3 separate regions of the Mus musculus genome follow, and regions 2 and 3 are each linked to region 1. A link is a loop called in an ENCODE intact Hi-C map of the cell type or tissue named here. Cell type or tissue: left cerebral cortex. All regions are shown on one strand. Each heading gives the region's core, and the rest is flanking DNA. Links, peaks and the distances in the headings are about the cores only.

Region 1 (5,539 bases), core at 173-5,172:
AAGGGTTAACTGCTGGAATGGCTGGTTAAAGCTGGGTTCACTGTGGAAACTATTAAAATCTAAAAGGCAAGATCTCATACACCTCTTGAAGGCAGAATTAATCTGTGATTGTCCCACTCGGTCAATTTGTCAAAATCTTTTGTAAGCCTTATTTAAAAAAAATAATAATACAGATTCTCAGGCCTCCTGTGTCAGGACACCAGGGTGCTGAGTGGAGGTCTGCTGCAGCCAGGACATGGAAGGGGCAGGGAGGAGGGTCACCAGGAATGGAAGAGTGGGAACTACATCAATGCAAATTCTGTGGGCAAAATAAAATTTCTGTGGGTGTGATATTTTTAAAATGTATTATAAGGTTTCTCTCAAGCATCCAAGCATATCCCACTGCGCTTAAACATTCTTTAAAGGTCCTGAAATCAGTGACAGGCCAGGTGAGCCAAGGCTGCCCTTCTGGGCAACACAAATCCACAGAGGAGGCAGAAAAGAGATGCCAAACACCATAAAACAAGAGATTCTGCAACCAACCACTCCCCCCTCCCTCCAAGAAAGAAAAACGGGAAATAGTTATAGGGTGAATTTTATCTCCACCCTAAAGGAAAAAAAAAAAAAACTTGTTCTTTTTATAGTAGGGATTCAACTGAGAAAGTGTCTAGGTGACAGCAAAACCAGGGAGTCACTCCCACCGCAGAGCCAAAAGCAAGCCAGAAGTAAGGGGAGTAAGGGGTGGTCCAGAGAATTGTTCAGAAGCTCACACAGATGGGTTGACAGCTCCTTGCCTTAGGAACCAGTGATGTTCAAATTAACAACTGGCCACGAGCCAAACACGGGAACACTCAAAACTTAGGGAGGGAGAGTTATAATTGGTACCTTGGCAAATACACCATAATAGATTAGGAAGCTTCCCTGCTAGACCCTGGGAAGATTTAAGATTTGCAACAACAACTAGCTCTTTAATCTCTTTCATGAGAATAGTTTAGCATCTAAAGAACACCTGTCCAAAACCCAAAATGCCTACATTTGAGCTGGACTGACACTCAGTGTGACGCCCCAACCGATATCGGTGACAGCGAGGGCCTGCATTAGCAGAAGTGGGGGCATCAGTTCAGCGCACTGGGGTTCAACATGGGAGAAAGCCCGTGTGCCAGCCTCATCCCATCTCTGTTGCCAGCGTTAGCACTTGTGAGTCACTTTACGTACTAGTCCCCGAAGTACTCAAGAGAAAAATAGTTAGGCTTTGAATCCTATTCCATATGGGAAAAGACACAGGTCATGAAGACTAAAGTTACTTTACTATGTAAAACAAGTCGTGGGGGACCAAGCACTTTCATCCTCAGAAAAAAAACCACACTAATCATACAGCTCTTTACACTAAGTCTACACTGAGGGCTAACAGCTTCACTCAAAGAAAAGGGGCAAGGCAAGAATGCCATCGTTGAGTTTTGAGGAAAACTTTCGGGAACCATTCAATCCTGAATTCAATCCTGGTCCACTTCTGAAAACCTACAGACCCAGCAATGTATGACATTCTAATTTTCCAGAAAGTATCTGGTTGATGCTGGACAGCCCAGCACTGTTTGCAGGTGATAAATAATCGAGTCTTCCTCAAAGCATCTGCGATTGGCATGTCAGCTGCCTGTTACAATGAACAAAGACCATACTTTTCTGAAACTCATCCCTTCTCTGAGGAAATGTACTAGAGTTTTTCTGGTAAAAGTTAATTGTTCTTGAGTAAAGGGGGACCCTACCAGTTCAACAAACCAGTACAAGACATAGCCCCACTGGAAGCACAGACTTCAAACCAGTACAAGACATAGCCCCACTGGAAGCACAGACTTCAAACCAGTACAAGACATAGCCCCACTGGAAGCACAGACTTCGAACCAGTACAAGACATAGCCCCACTGGAAGCACAGACTTCAAACCAGTACAAGACATAGCCCCATTGGAAGCACAGACCAAACCGCTGCTCCTGCCCTGAAACAACTTTTCTGAACATCTTTTAAGTGCTACGGGTTTAATATACATTCTTTTAATTAATCCTATTAGCTGGGTAATTTCATCCCCATTTTATTGGTGAGTTAATACAGAAGATTTGAATCCAGGATTACAGAGCTGGACTCCAAAGCCGAAGTTCTTTCCATACAACATTCCAAAGAAATGTAAAATCTAAAGATGTGGGTGGAGTGGGTAAAATATGATCCGATTTCCTTTCCTGGCTCCCACCAAGTTAGCGAGGGGGCACGGAATATCCCACCATAACAAGCCTTTCTAAGCAAGCACTTCGGATCAAGCAACGTCTCCACTTTTCCTCGCCTGCCCCTGCCCCACCCCCAACGGTGCCAAAAGAGCAGCAAGCTGCTGCCAGGTTGGAGGAGTTGGGGATCGTCACACCACATTCCTGGGGCTGGACGCACACTGGAACCGCAGCAGAGCTCCGCGCCTCGGAAAGAATAACAGCAGTTGAGATTTTCAATCATGTGGCTCAGCACGCTGCCACACCAGTTCCCCCACTGCTGCCTCCACCTATCCAAGACCTAAGCCCCACGCCCAACTCCTCCTCCGGACAAACCGACCGATCCGGGTGTCAAAAGCTGGGAACGCCGCAAGCCCCCGCCGCCCTCCCGACCACACTCGCACCTCGGCCCGCGAGCTGCTCGCCCGAGACCCCGCTAACGCGGAACCCGGGACGCTACGCGTTGCCAAGACTCGAGGCCCGGACGAGGCAGTTTGGAAGACGCAGTCCCCGTAGCGCAGAGACAGAGAGGGATGGTCTCCCGGGCGCCCGGTACTCACCGTGCGCGGGGCCCGCGCCGCACAGCCAGAGCCACAGCAGCGCCCGCAGCGCGGCGGGACGCAGAGCGGGCATCTTCGGGGCCGCAGCCAGAGCAGATCCGCATGGGGAGCGGGTCCCGACCAGGAGCCCGGCTCTCGCGTGCTCTACCCTGCCCCCGCGGCTCGCTGAGTCCTGGAGCTCCCGCTGCGCCGCCCCTGCACTCCGCGCAGCCAGGCCGCCGCCCGAAGTTTGGCTGAAAGTTTCTGGCTGCGCCGCGCGGCTGGGCGGCCCGCGTGTCCTTCCGCCTCGGCCTCCTCCCACCGCGAGGCTCCGCCCCCGTCGCCGCCGCGCGCCCAGGGGTTTCCCGCAGAAAGAAGCGCCGGTCCTCTGCGCGCGGAGGGATCTGAGTGAGCAGCACCCCGTACTCCGCCCGCTCGACCGCCGAGCCCGCCCATGAGCTCGGAAAGGGGGGCGGCTGAAGCGCCCAACATCAAACACTAGGGTTTACCCGGGTCCTGAACTTGTAGAGAGAGGCAGACCTCATGCCCCACACACCCACCCACACACTTCTTGGCTGGTTAGAGGAATGAGGGAGAGCAAAAACGAGACTGTCAACGGAAGGCAGAGGGCAAAGGCGCCAAAGTACTCTTAAGAGGACATTCCTTAAGATGCTCTGGGCATTTCGTTCATTCATCCGTCCATCCACCCACCCATCCTTGGTTCTTTTAGTGAACTTCGTGTAGCAAGGTGCTTGGGACACTGGAATCGTCCGCTCTAGGGTCTAGAAGAATTTAGGGGAGGCTTTCAAGAGACAGCAGGAGCTTGAAACTCTAGTCAAAGGTGTAGAAAATAGAAAGAAGAACCAGGAATACTCTTTATAACCTATTAATAGCTGCGAGTGAAGAGTAACCTAAATGCCCCACCCTTAGGGACTAGATGAATAATGCATAATTATAAGTGCAATACAATTGAAAATACCATCTTCATATACGTCAGCCGTAAAACCAAAATGATGATGAAAACACGAATCGCAGAGCGAGACTCTAAGAATGCCATTTACATATAAATGTTTCCAAACAACACTGAACATTGTATGGACGTTTGTGTGCATAGTTTTTAAAAGATAAAGCTATTACACTAACAATTTCCAAAGTGGGAGAGTGGAGGGTGTGATCTGTCTTAGGAATAAATGCATTTGTAGAACGAAATTGGCAACTACGAGGAATTGCATAAGTAACACAGGACTGTTTGTATTTCTGTCTTGACTACACGGGGAAGTCTTTATGGCCCAGGATCATGGCCTTCATCACTAGTGCCTATCAATTAGTAGATGGTGACCTAGAATGCAGAATACCGTTCAGCAAGTGCAAATGGGTGTGAACATTAAAACTGCAGTTTAATAAGCACTATAGAGTCTGAGGAAATGGATCAGCGGGAAAGAGTGCTTGCTGTGCAAGCACGGGGACCTGAGTTCAAATCTCCAACACTCACAGTGAAAGCCAGGTTTGACTATGCACATGCCTCAAACAGCTGTAGGGAGTAGAGTTAAATGAATCTCTGGGGCTAATTAGCAGGTAGCCCAGTTCCAGGTTCAGTAAGAGATCCCCCCCCCCCCAACCAGGGAATAAGTTAGAGAGTAATAGAACAGGATATCTGATGTCCTCTGACCTCCACACACATGAATATATACATACACATATACAGCATATATCATACATATATACCATATATCACACACATACAGCATATGTCACACACATATACCTTATACCAAACACAAATAATAATATACCACATACACATATACATTACCTTGGGAAAGAGAAGCTAGTACTTACTGCAAACGGTCACATTGGGACCCTAGAAGCTCTTTTCAAAAAGTAGCATAATTGAGGACTAGAGAGATAGCTCAGTGGTTGCTGTTCTTGTAGAGAACCTGGGTTCAATCCCCAGCACCCACATCCCACATGGTGCTTCACGTCTATCCGCAACTCCAGTTCCAAGGGATCCACTTCCCTCTCCTGGGCTCCACAGGCACCAGGCATGCACATGATGGACAGAGATACACGCAGGCAAAGCTCCCATACACATAAAATAAAACCAAATTTAAATTTAAAAATAGTATAGTTAGTGAAAATCACTAGGCAATTTCTGCTTGTGCCATGTGTTTAAAGAAGAGTAATAACATTAACTTTCATTTGTTCACCCATGGTGTTACCAGTCTAATCTCTACTCACGTAAGAGGGTAAATCGTGAGTTGCCGATACAAACTTTAAATTGACCTACAAAGATCAGATTTCTCACAACCAACATGCATACAAAAGAGAGTAAAGGTGCTCACCCCTGAGGCACAGCTCCAGAAGTGGCTGTAGCTGTGTTCCTCAGGGTGACAGCTTTAAAGACAATAACCTTCAGGGCTGGGGAAACAGTCCAGTGGGTTTAACCCGAGCTTGCTCTCCCCTACCATAACAGGCAGAGGGGTGGGGAAAATGGTTTAGCAGTTAAAAGCTAAGTCTGCTCTTCCAGAGAACCAGAGTTTGGTTCCCAGCACCCATGTCAAGTGGCCCGTGACCTCGTATAACTCCAGTTCCAGGAGATCTAATAGTTCTGGCTTCACAGGCACCCACATATATGTGCACAATGCCCACCATACACAGAGACAGACAGACAGACACACACATACAAAATCTTGACCAAGAAAAAAAAAAAAAGCCAAAGCCAAGTATTAAGGAGGCAGAGACTAGCTGGCCCTTGGAGCTTGTTGGCAAC
Region 2 (5,539 bases), core at 93-5,092, 48 kb before region 1:
GTTCATACTAGCACTCTTCATTAAAAAAAAAAAAAGTTCGTCCATATGTCCATGCCAGCATGACTCATAATAGCTGAAGGTAGAAATAGCCCGAATGCCCACCATCTGATGAGTAGAGAAATAAAAGCCATTATATCCACACAATAAAATATTATTTGTCTGTGAAAAGAGATAGACTCCTGTCACATCCTACAACACTGGAAATATTATGCTAAGTAAAAGACAGCAGAACCAGGCAGCCACGGGTCTTATTCTGTCCTTAGAGATGAGCACAGCAGGCAAGGCCACAGACACAGGCAGGTGCTTGCTGCCTGGTCCCCACGGCTACATCCATTACCTAGTTCTTAAAAGTCTACTGTTGATGACACAAAAGAACCTACTGTTCATTTCACATGCACATGGTGGAACAGGGTGAAGGCAGGAAAGAGAGAAACGCAGTAGAAAAGATTCCATCCGAAAGGATTCCAGTACAGCCCCCCTCGCTGAAACAGCCCCTGCCTCTCACAGGCCTGCATTCTTGACATGAGGCAGGGACGTGAATGGCAGTTCCCACCTATAGTCTATCTGCAATAGCTGTCTCCCCAGTAATACAGGGCAGAAAACTTTCCCACGTGAATAGCCACCCATCGAGAGAAACGCCAAGAGCAGTGAGAGGCTCTGTCAGCTCCAACACGGGTGAAGTCTGAGAAGGAAACAACGTCTCTTCCAACTAAACCCCAGGGCTTGCTCCCCCACTTTCCCCACCAAATGTTCAGCAGCAGGGTGAGCCCAAATTGTGCCCAGGCTCTACTGCAACCCTTTTGGTTTTGTTTTTAGGAGTTTTATTTTTACTTTTGGTGAGGATCTGGTCATTAAAAACAACAACAAAGAAAAGCCCCACCACACGCAAGAGGGAGGGGCATTCTTCACACAACAGCAATTTCAAAATCCTGAGTTTTCAAAACCTGTGCAGAATGTGGGATGGAGGGAAAATGTCTCCTGTGGGCTGATCGCAGCGCAGCTGCTCCTCATTAAAGCTCCTCTTGACTCCCTCTGGGCTGGTTTCCAGCAGAAAATTCTTTAAACAGAACGCAGCTTTCAGCCCACTTTCTTCTTGCCCTGGGCCTCTCAGCCCTCCACTCTACAGCAGCAGCCAGCCTCTGCTGAGCCCAGGACGGAGACAGCCATTAAGGTGAATGGGGTGGGAGCTAACAGAACCCACAAACCAAATTAAACACTGGTCAGTAACAAAGGTCTACAGTTTGAAGGGCCCCAAATCAGTCTGTTCTTTCCTGTGACCATGATGCCAGCCAGGTTTCCTGCCACCGCCACCCACCCCTACCCTGTTCCTGTTCCCCTGTTAAAGTAGATAAAATTAATTGCTAACAGGCGAAGCTAGCGTAACCAGTGAAAGTTCCCTTTTAACTTTCCCAAAGCCAGGCTGAAAACATCTAGATGCCCCAAAGCATTCAGACTCCAGCCTAAAATGCCCCTGCTGTACTCAATAGCCCAGGCCACTGGGCAACCTGACATGGCCCTCATTTCAAGAACTTCAGCCCCACATCTCACTAGACCTTCAGCCTCTTAACTCTGTGACTCTATGCAAAAGAAACTAAATGGGTTGTGCTCACTGCTGACTGTTTTGTTGTTGCTGTGGTTTGTTTTTTGTTTGTTTTGTTTTGTTTTAAGCACAGACTTAGTTAACATCCTAGTAATTAGAGAAAATGGAAGCTGCATATCATATCACATGCATCTTCCCATGTTCCCACTCCCACTCATTCCCCACTGCTACTTCCAGAAATGAAAGGGAAATAAAGAAAACCAGAGAAAGAAACAGTACACCTTCCTTAGTAAGAAGGGGAAGCGCTGGTGTGCAGAGTGGAGCCCCAAACAGGCTGTTTGTGGTAAAACATGCTTTCTAGGGCCTTCTTGGTTTGATGTAAAGGAAACAAAGACCTGTATATAATCAACCCTACACACAGACACACACACACTCTCTCTCTCTCTCTTTCTCTCTCTCTCTCTCACACACACACACACACACACACACACACACACAGAGAGACACACACTCTCTCTCACACACACATTCTCTCTCTCTCTCTCTCTCTCTCTCTCTCACACACACACACACACACACTCACATCTGACACACAAAGACTACCAAACCCTGCAAGGCAGGCATTTTTTTCTACTATGTAAATCTGCTTCCTGGACAGCACGTTTCTGCCTTTCTTGTACAAGTATTTCAGAAAATGTTAATCTTGATTCCCACATTAGCTGAATGCTTCCAAATTAAAAGTTTCCCACAGGAAAAAACCGACATGGGAGCCGGGAGGCCAGGGCTCGTCTTCTGGAGCCCCACCTCGCTTGGTTCACAGGTGCTCAGGTTTTTCCACCCCCTCATCTGAATAAAGCAACAAGCACACTGATGCTAACACATCCAGACTGAAGAGGCTGAAGAGGCACGACCTCAGACCCACTCATTCACAGCAACTCGACCCTCTGTAGGAGGCTGGTATAAGGAGTGAGGAGATGGGAACACATGCTTTATTTACAATGGAATGTCGTGAGCGCCCTTATCTTCCAGCAGAGAGTCTCAGCGCATTCATCAGAGCTCTGAGAACAAGCGGAGTGCCCAGGCTCTTCAGCAGCCTTGAATGATGGAACCGGGACACACAGACAGTGCTGAGGCTTGTGTCCTTGATGTAGCAGAAGAAATAATCAGTCCTTTACCATGTGCCCTGAACCCTGAAAAATATTAGAATGTGACTAAAACATCACAGAGCGGCTCTTATCACACCCTTCACCATAACAGACAAACTGTCTGAGAGAAGGAGATGCGTGCTCTAAGTGTTGTGTTGCAGCAGCATGCCAGGGGCTGTAATCCTGACAAGCACTCCTTACACCACTAAGTTCTATCTGGTCCACATTTGAATGTATATAAGATGCTGTTACGATTAACCTAACGGTCTATCTGGGTGACTTCCATATTACTGCTGATGGAGGCAGACCTTGCTCCTGCACTGTGCATCATTCCCAAGCCCTGGGAAGATGCCTGAATTCCTTGTAGACTTTGACCTGGTGCATTGTGTTGAAACAACGGTTTCAATGTAGCTTTTCTTCATGCACTGTACGTTCTCTGTGCTCAGCTTCCTCCAGCTCAAAGAACATGCTACAATCCAACACGCCTCCTGCCAGACCTGTGCACACGTCAGTCACAAAGCCCCCACTCTCTCCACCCTCTGTCACAACCATGCCCTAAAATTCCTCCAAGCCTCTGCCTAAACGTTATTTCCTGCTGGCAGCCTCATGCTGCCTGTAAGCACACTCGAGAGGCTCAGGCAATAAGACCCTGTCCCCACCCCCAAAAGAAGGAGAGGAGGGGAAGATACAGGAAGGAGAAGAAAGGGGAAGAGGGAGGAGAGAAAGGGAAAGAGAAGGTTTGGAAGGGACATCCCCACTTTATGTTCCCATAAATCTGACACAGTGCATTAACCTTTACTACAATTATTTATCTTCTCTAATAGACAAGAGTTATTCTCTACTATACCCTATGTGCCAAACACAGTGACTAGCATATGGAAGCCATTCAGCTGTTCAAATTCTTAACGGATGCCAAAGGGCAAGATGCAAGGGTCCACATAATCTTTACAACTTAAAGGCTCCAGACTTCAATTACACTGGAAGTTTGGGAACCACTGGGTTGAGCTGTTTACCTAAAGGATCTTTAAGCTAATTAAGATTCTTGATACACAAAGCACCTACCTCTTAACCTTCATAAACCCAAGGCTATTCAAAGCTGCCCTACCCCATATGGAATAGATTTCTTTAAATCACATTTTCCTAATATATATGTGTGTGTGTGTGTGTGTGTGTGTGTGTGTGTGTGTGTGTGTTACTCAGCTTTCAGAGTGCATATCTGCTGCACATAAACCCTCTGACTGTCACATACAACAGAAATTGATTGCAGTGCCCATGTAAGAGGCTCACACTGCATTGCTGTGCCCAGAAGCAGACACCAGGCAGCACCAGCTCTGCCAGATTTACCTGCAAGCCTCTCAAGATGCTCTTAAGAGCAAACATGACTATTAAACCACCACTGTCACAACACCCAACCCCAAAACTTGTCCACACAAAAGATAACTTTTATGGCATTTACACCAACTAACATTTATTACTTTGATGGTAATGAGAACAATTAATTGCCAAAGAAAAATGAGTGGTGTTCACTTCTTTGAATGATGTTCCTCGTTAATTTAGTAGAAACCCTGGCTGTAACTAGCACACATCACCTCAGCCAGAGATGGCATCGACCAAAAGCGGGCAGCAGAGGGATCAAGGGTAGTTCACTGTTGTGATCTCAGCTCCTCTGCTTCAAGAACATCATTGCACATTAAATCAAGAACAAACAGCAGAAACAGTGGCTTTCTGGCATCTGGCACTTCTGGGGAAACAGGAAGCTTTCCAATGGCTCCTGAGCCCTAAGGTGGGCTGGCACACTCCACCATCTATGTTTGGATCATCAGCTCAGGAACTGTCACTGGTGGCATTTTAAATGGGCATAAAGTGACACAGAACTGTCAGCTTGACTCTTGGCCTAAAAGATGTGATATCTAGCATTTTTAAGGAAGTTTGCTGACACTTGCTCGAGGGCAGGACACCACTGACATCATAAAGGCAAAAGGCTTACAGTTTAGGTGAACTCTTGTTCACTGCAAATAAGGCCATTTCTGCAAGAGATAATAATGCTCAGCTGGTAGAACCCTCGAGTCCCCTGTGTGAGTCCCTAGGTTTAACTCCCAAGACCAGAGCAAAAGAAAGAGAAGGAGAAAAACAAAACAAACAAACAAAAAAAAAACAAAAACAAAAACAAAAACAAAAAACAAAACAGGGTTATAGAAACCAGGCCACTTGAGAAGCAGTTATTATGAAGTATGCTTAATTTCAGAAAGACAGCCCAATGCCACACCATCTGTATAGAGAAAAACAAAGACTGGGAGCATAGCTCAGAGGTAGAGCATTTGACAACAGCAAGACTCCAGATTGGTTGCCAACACCTAAATAAATAAATAAATAAATACCTAAAACAGTAGACATCTGCAAAATAATTATGGTTCCTAACTACTCCTCTTAAAAACAGAGTCATTGCCTATCAGGGGGAGGGAGGAAGATCAATTCTTGGGAGTAAAACTTATCTGAGACTTTATAGTGGTCTGTGGCCTTTCATACTACAGAAACTAAACATCCAACAGACACGCTGAACTTACCACTCCACTGTGCCCAAAGCGAAGGCAAAGGGAAGTGCAGAGACACTTGTGGGGCAGTAGCAGCAAGCACAGCAAAGCCAGAGCTGACCGGCCCAGGCTGATCTGTGCTTCCAGATGGAGCCCAAGGCCAAGGTCACAAGTGTAAGCAAAGACAGTCTACAGCAGGAACTATCATGGTCCATGCCACAGACATTCTACATCATTTCTGGAAAGGTGCTTCACTGACTAGAGATGTGGGCAAAGCCACTACAGATGGACCCACACTCTCCTCAGCACTGCCCAGCAGCCTT
Region 3 (5,539 bases), core at 93-5,092, 100 kb before region 1:
GACCACTCAGCAATAAGACGGAAGACCCTAGTGGTGATATGGACATGAACCAGCCTGAAATATTACTGACAAGAGCATGCCTATATAGATGCATCTATATAAAGTATTAATTTATCTATGGTGGCAGAGGCTGGTCTGTGCTGGCGTGAGACAAGGAAGTAGAACAGGTAAAGCTACGAAGCGACTTTTAGAGGAACATTCATGATGGTTGATGGTTTTCTCTATCATTTTGCCAAAATTGGATGAATTCTACCAGGTATTAAAATACTTGTAGCTTTTGTCTGTTTACTGCCTTTCAAAAATCTATGTTCTCACAAAGCTACCACAGCACTGTCCGTAGTTTGTCAGCATTTAAGATGCTGTAGAGAGATGCTCAAGACAGATTCTACTATTTTGATTTCTAAAGACAGTAGCTTCAGAAGGAAGACTTAAAGATCCTGGAGTGTGGGACATCGATGTCAGTGTAGGGAACGTGGCCCTCTCTCTCTGGGACCCTGAGGGCAGGTGTACTCACTGGCAAGGCAATCATTGATGTCCTCTTCACAGTCCATCCCACTGAAGCCGGGAGGACACTCACACACGTAGCTGCCCTGAGTGTTGTGGCAGACACCATTGTTCATACACGGCTTGGAGATACACTCATCAACGTCAACTGTACATCGTTTACCTATGAAGACAGGAGAATGAACAGCCAGTCCTTGGAAGAAAATTCCCATAGAAATCAAGGCAGGGTGTAAGCTTAGGTGGGTGTGAGTTTCAGTCCACTGTGAGCTTAGGGTGTTTTGGTGCAGGAGGCCACCTGATTGGTCCGATGCAGGAGGTCCTTCGGAAACTCCTCCCAACTGCTACTCACAGCTTGAAACACTTGGGTTGGAGGGTCTCAGCTACTTGAGGACTATAAAGATGGAATCTGAGAAGGTGTTATGAGCCCTTCCAGCTAGTCGCTCCCTACAGAGATTACAGGTGTCAGCATGGTCTCCCATGTCATCTGAGGGCCGATGGCTTTGTTTAAAGTGCAGGATGCATCCAGCATCATTACCTTGCCAGCCAGGAGCACACAAGCAGCTGAAGCTCTCAAAATTGGGTGCCTCTTTACAAACAGCAGCATTCTCACACGGGTTTGGGGAACAGGGAGCCAACACTGTTTGACAGTTCTTGCCTGGAAAACAAATGACAGTCTGTGATAAAGAATCAACCGAGGAAAAGATGGCGTCCCAAGACTGCAAACACAGGTGTGCTCAGAATCCCAGGCTACAGCAGCAACTGAGAGGTTCTAGCTTGGTGGTGCCATGACCCTTTAGTACAGTTAGTTCCTCATGCTGAGGTGACCCCAACCATAAAATTATTTCCATTGCTACTTTGTAACTGTGATTTTGCTACTGTTATGAGTCCTAATGTAAATATCTGATGTGCAGGGTATCTGATATGCACATAACCACACCTGCTCCTTCCAATATTGGCCCACTGCAGCTAATCTGGTGACCGTGGGCAGCTCATTTATCTCCCTGAGACTTCCCTAGCCTGTCCTCAGGGAGGATTTCTGCGGACTAAGTGGGAAGCACACTCTAAGTCCTGTCTAGCACCTAGTGAACTCAGTCTCTCTGCTGGCTGCTTCCTCCCCTGCTATCACTGGGGCCGGCTCTATACCTGCATCTCTGTTGCCAGGCAATCTCTACTGCTATCACCAGGTGCTAACAGCTGCCTGCTAGTGGGTGCTTCCTGCCTTAGAATACTGAATTCACACTTAGAGAAAAATTAAAATTAAAAATGATTCCACTAAAAAAAGGATCAAGGTATGTTTTAAAACACATTAGTTTTTGAGAAGGTGAATTGCAGACTCAATGCTCCAGTTCTTAGGATTGGTGGCAAATGCTTTTACTTACTGAGGAAGTTTACAGGATATTGAGTTGTTTCTAAAGTCAAGTGACAACAAAGTCAACTTTAACAGTCATCTTAAAACTTTGTATATAGAAAGAAAAACACATTACCATGAATTTTCTCAATAATTTTATGTTACAATGTCAAAAGGATAGATGCCTCTGGACCAAGTAGGCATCTGGTTCTAAATATCATACATAAATTTAAAACCCCAAAGAGTAAAACACAGGGCTGGGGGTGGAGGTCAGTCACAGAGCCCTTGAGGATGACCCACAATAGCATGGCTATGTCATCTAAAAGTTCACCCCAACATGGGTGGTGACTCAGGAGAGCTGCGCCCCTGAAGCTCACTGAACAACTTACAGGAGAGGAGGAAGGGGCAACTGCTGAGAGAAGAATAAGTAAAAAAATGAAAACAACAACAACAAAACAATACTAAGGAGATGCAAGGCCCTGGGATCAACCCCCAGCACCAGAAAAACCAACAAACAAAACCCCAAACACTAAAAAGCATAAAGGAAGGAAGCCTTGGAGACCACGAGTGACACCAAACTGAGTCCTCAGAGTATCGTCACTTACCCAAGTCACAGGGCACACCCCCCCCCCCCCAGCCATGCTGGCACCTGCAGTACCCACCTGTGTAAGGCAACATGCAGTGGCAAGTGTAGCCACTGACGTCATCAAAGCAGGTTCCTTGGTTCAGACACGGGTTGGAGGCACACTCATCTATATTCACCTGGCAGTTGTAGCCTGGAGGAGGAGGAGGAGGAGAAACACATACACACTCAAACTGTCAGCCTCAGTTACTCACCAGCTCTCCTGGTGGTTGTGAAAATTAGAAGTCACAGACTGACACTCATTTCTTTGGGTCATGGGAGCACCTGCTCATTCATTTTAGTTTGACGGTTGGCCAAAACTGTGAGGGAGGGCCTGACTCAGGCCTAACGCTCCTCCTTATGGAACTGGATTCTGCATAATGAACTGAGCACTCGCTATGCTGAAAAGCATGCTGCTCTACCTAAACATGCACCCTTTAAGAGAAGTCTCTGGTTCGTCAGAAAAAGGGCAAACTCATGAAGAAAAGCCCTGAAGTGCCTGCCCACTCTTCCACCGGTATAGTCTCTGCTATCAGTGAGCTAGGTTCCAAAGCCTTAAAAATAGTTCTCCTATTTCAAGGCAGAAAATTTATTCCCACTAAAAGATCAAAAAGAAAAAGAACAGAGTGGGACTAAGGCAAGACCAGAATCCACCTGTCTTTGCACCTCCAATGTGACCCAACAAGGACCATAAAGATGGCAAAGCCAGAGCACTGTTAGCAGAAGGGAGCAGGGAGATGGCGGGCTCAGAGGGGCTCATAGCTCACTGAACAAACGGGGTTTGATTGTATATTCTCATTTCCCATGAGATAAATGGTAAGTTACAGTGAGATTTTAAAAAATGGAGGGGAGGGGAGGGGGAGGGGAGGGGGAGAAGAGGGGAGGGGCAGGGGAGTAGAGAGGAGAGGAGAGGAAAGAAAAGAAAAGAGCTTTTGAATCTACAAGTTTCCTAGAAAATGTAATAACATTAGTATCTGATGTAGAGACTTTCTAAGTCTGTCTGGTGTCGTCTTGGGAAAAAAAATCTCCTTTCTCTGACATACTTAGCATGTGTCCTGGACAGTTATGTTACTGTGATACACACTAAAGCCATCTGACAGATGGAACCTCAATAAATAAATGTGGGCAAGCCTACAGAGCACTTCTTAATTAGTGATTGATGACAGAGGGCCCAGTCATTATAGGTGGTGCCATCCCTGGGCTGGTGGTCCTGGGGTCTCTAAAAAGGCCGAAGAAAGGCCGAGGAAGCCATGGGAGGCAAGGCAGGACTCTCCATGGCCTCTGCATCAGTTCCTGCCCCTGGGTTCCTGCCCTGTTTGAGTTCCGGTCCTGACTTCGTTCAATGATGAACAGTGATGTGGAAGTGTAAGCTAAATAAACCCTTTCCTCCCCAGCTTGCTTTTGGTCATGGTGTTTTATCTGTTTAGGATTTTTTAGGGGTAGGACAGAGTGAGGATTCTTACAAATAAATAACAAGCTACTTGAAGGATGTCATTGTGTCTCTCTCCAGTTATCCTCCTGCACACAACTGAGGGTGACTTAATGCAATCTGTTAGAGTAATACTGTACAAGAAATAGAGCGTCACGACCTTGCACTTCATGCTGATATTCAAAAAGTTCCCGATTTTGGAAGACTCCATGTTTGGAGTTAGGGATACTCAACCTGCAATCAAAATGAGTAGTTCTAAAAGATGCCAAAGTGTCAAACAGCCCAACTCGGGGAAAACTGACTGTAAAATATTGTTGAGACATGTTCCTCTACTATGTATTTTCCCAAAAGAGCACAGGAAACTGAGTGTCCAGAATAGCTCATGTGTGAGGATTTGCTGGAAAGGTCCTGAGCATAGCACAGGGCTCGATCCAGTAAGTACAACACTCTCATCTCACTTCTGAGAAGCTTATTATAGAATCAAGCCTTGGCCAGGAAGCTTACAATTACACAAACACTGGAACTTAGGTTGTCAGGCAGCACGCACTTTTACCCACACGCCCCTAAGTCGAGTCTTAACTGTTTAAGTATTATTGTCCCAACAATTTACCTCTCTGCTAAGCTGAAAGTAGAAAGATATCTACTCTTGTTTTTATTCCCCACATATCTCAGACATACTAACTGCTCAGCATGGTACTGTATTAGTAAACTACAACAAAAAGAAATGGAAACCAAGATGTGGAGGGGTGTACCACAAGGGAAGACAAACAGCGGGTATAACAAGCCGAGACTTCACTTCACCTTTGAACCCCTTCTTGCAGGTACACCTGTAGCCATTCACCAGGTTATTGCACGTTCCTCCATTCTGGCATGGGTTAGAAAGACACTCATTTTTGTCCACCTCACAGTTGACACCAACCCAGCCTGCATCGCAGAGGCACTTATAGCTGCAAGAAGAGAGAGGTGTGACTATGTGGTCCAAAGGTACAACTGAGTCATAAGAGACACATAAGAGATAGGTGAAAGCCAGTTTCACCTTTCCTTTTGTCTGGTATTTTGAGGACAGAGTCTCACTCTGTTGCCCAGGCTGGCCTAGAACCACTATGTGGTCTTGGCTTGCTGCAAACTCATGGTAATCCTCCTGCTTAAGCCTCCCTAGTACAAAGATTACAGGAATTAGCTCATTTCTATATTCCTATGGATCTATACTGGAATCATCACCACATGGTAAGAGTCATGAATCCATCTAGTATGTTCAGATGGGAGACCTACACAGTGCTTCCCTGGATCATGAGGAAGCTGATGAATTGCAAGCACAAGCTATGGCTTGTCAAATATACTGGGGCAATCTGAAGGAAACATGAACATGAACAAAGCTCAGAATCGCTAGTACAAAGTAGACATCAGAAAATAAGCCACTTAAGCCTGCTGAGGATTGACTGGAGTCTTAACAGGTCAGTCACACTTTCTTCAGACCAAAAAAAGCCAAAAAGCTGAAGATATCTGCAACACATATAATATCTGACTTCAACATCATTAGTACGTAAGTATAATATCAGATCAGGCAGAGAAGGGGAGCTGGGAAGTGGGGGAAGGATGGAGAGAGAGTGGAGGAGGGGAGAGCCGTGAAAGGGTG

The links. A loop is a pair of places that touch in the nucleus more often than their neighbours do. Peaks named below come from ENCODE experiments on the same cell type or tissue, not always from the same donor. Only the 100,000 strongest peaks of a DNase experiment are listed, where the experiment ranks them.
Region 2: a loop joins it to region 1, with 2.0 times the contacts of the local background. A loop is called at or near these places in 8 of 42 quality-filtered maps.
Region 3: it touches region 1 in a loop (2.0-fold over the local background); 4 of 42 quality-filtered maps call a loop at or near these places.

The regions. Positions count from the first base shown.
Region 1 is chr3:98,011,023-98,016,561 of GRCm38, reverse strand. It overlaps Notch2 (notch 2), which reads right to left and starts at 3,024. Exons shown (of 34, transcript NM_010928.2): 1 at 2,791-3,024. The coding sequence starts at 2,863. In left cerebral cortex, for the core only: no CTCF peak of the experiment used is centred there; DNase peaks (open chromatin) are centred at 820, 2,431, 2,704 and 3,126; H3K4me3 peaks cover 1,717 bases; H3K27ac peaks cover 841 bases.
Region 2 is chr3:98,059,114-98,064,652 of GRCm38, reverse strand. The region is part of intron 2 of Notch2 (notch 2); the gene reads right to left. Among named protein-coding and RNA genes, the nearest start is that of Gm40103, 36 kb to the right of the region's middle. In left cerebral cortex, for the core only: no CTCF peak of the experiment used is centred there; DNase peaks (open chromatin) are centred at 770, 1,039, 2,345 and 2,561; H3K27ac peaks cover 2,343 bases.
Region 3 is chr3:98,112,321-98,117,859 of GRCm38, reverse strand. Notch2 (notch 2) reads right to left here. Exons shown (of 34, transcript NM_010928.2): 14 at 4,705-4,850; 15 at 2,515-2,628; 16 at 1,040-1,159; 17 at 515-667. Among named protein-coding and RNA genes, the nearest start is that of Adam30, 46 kb to the left of the region's middle. In left cerebral cortex, for the core only: no CTCF peak of the experiment used is centred there; a DNase peak (open chromatin) is centred at 2,763.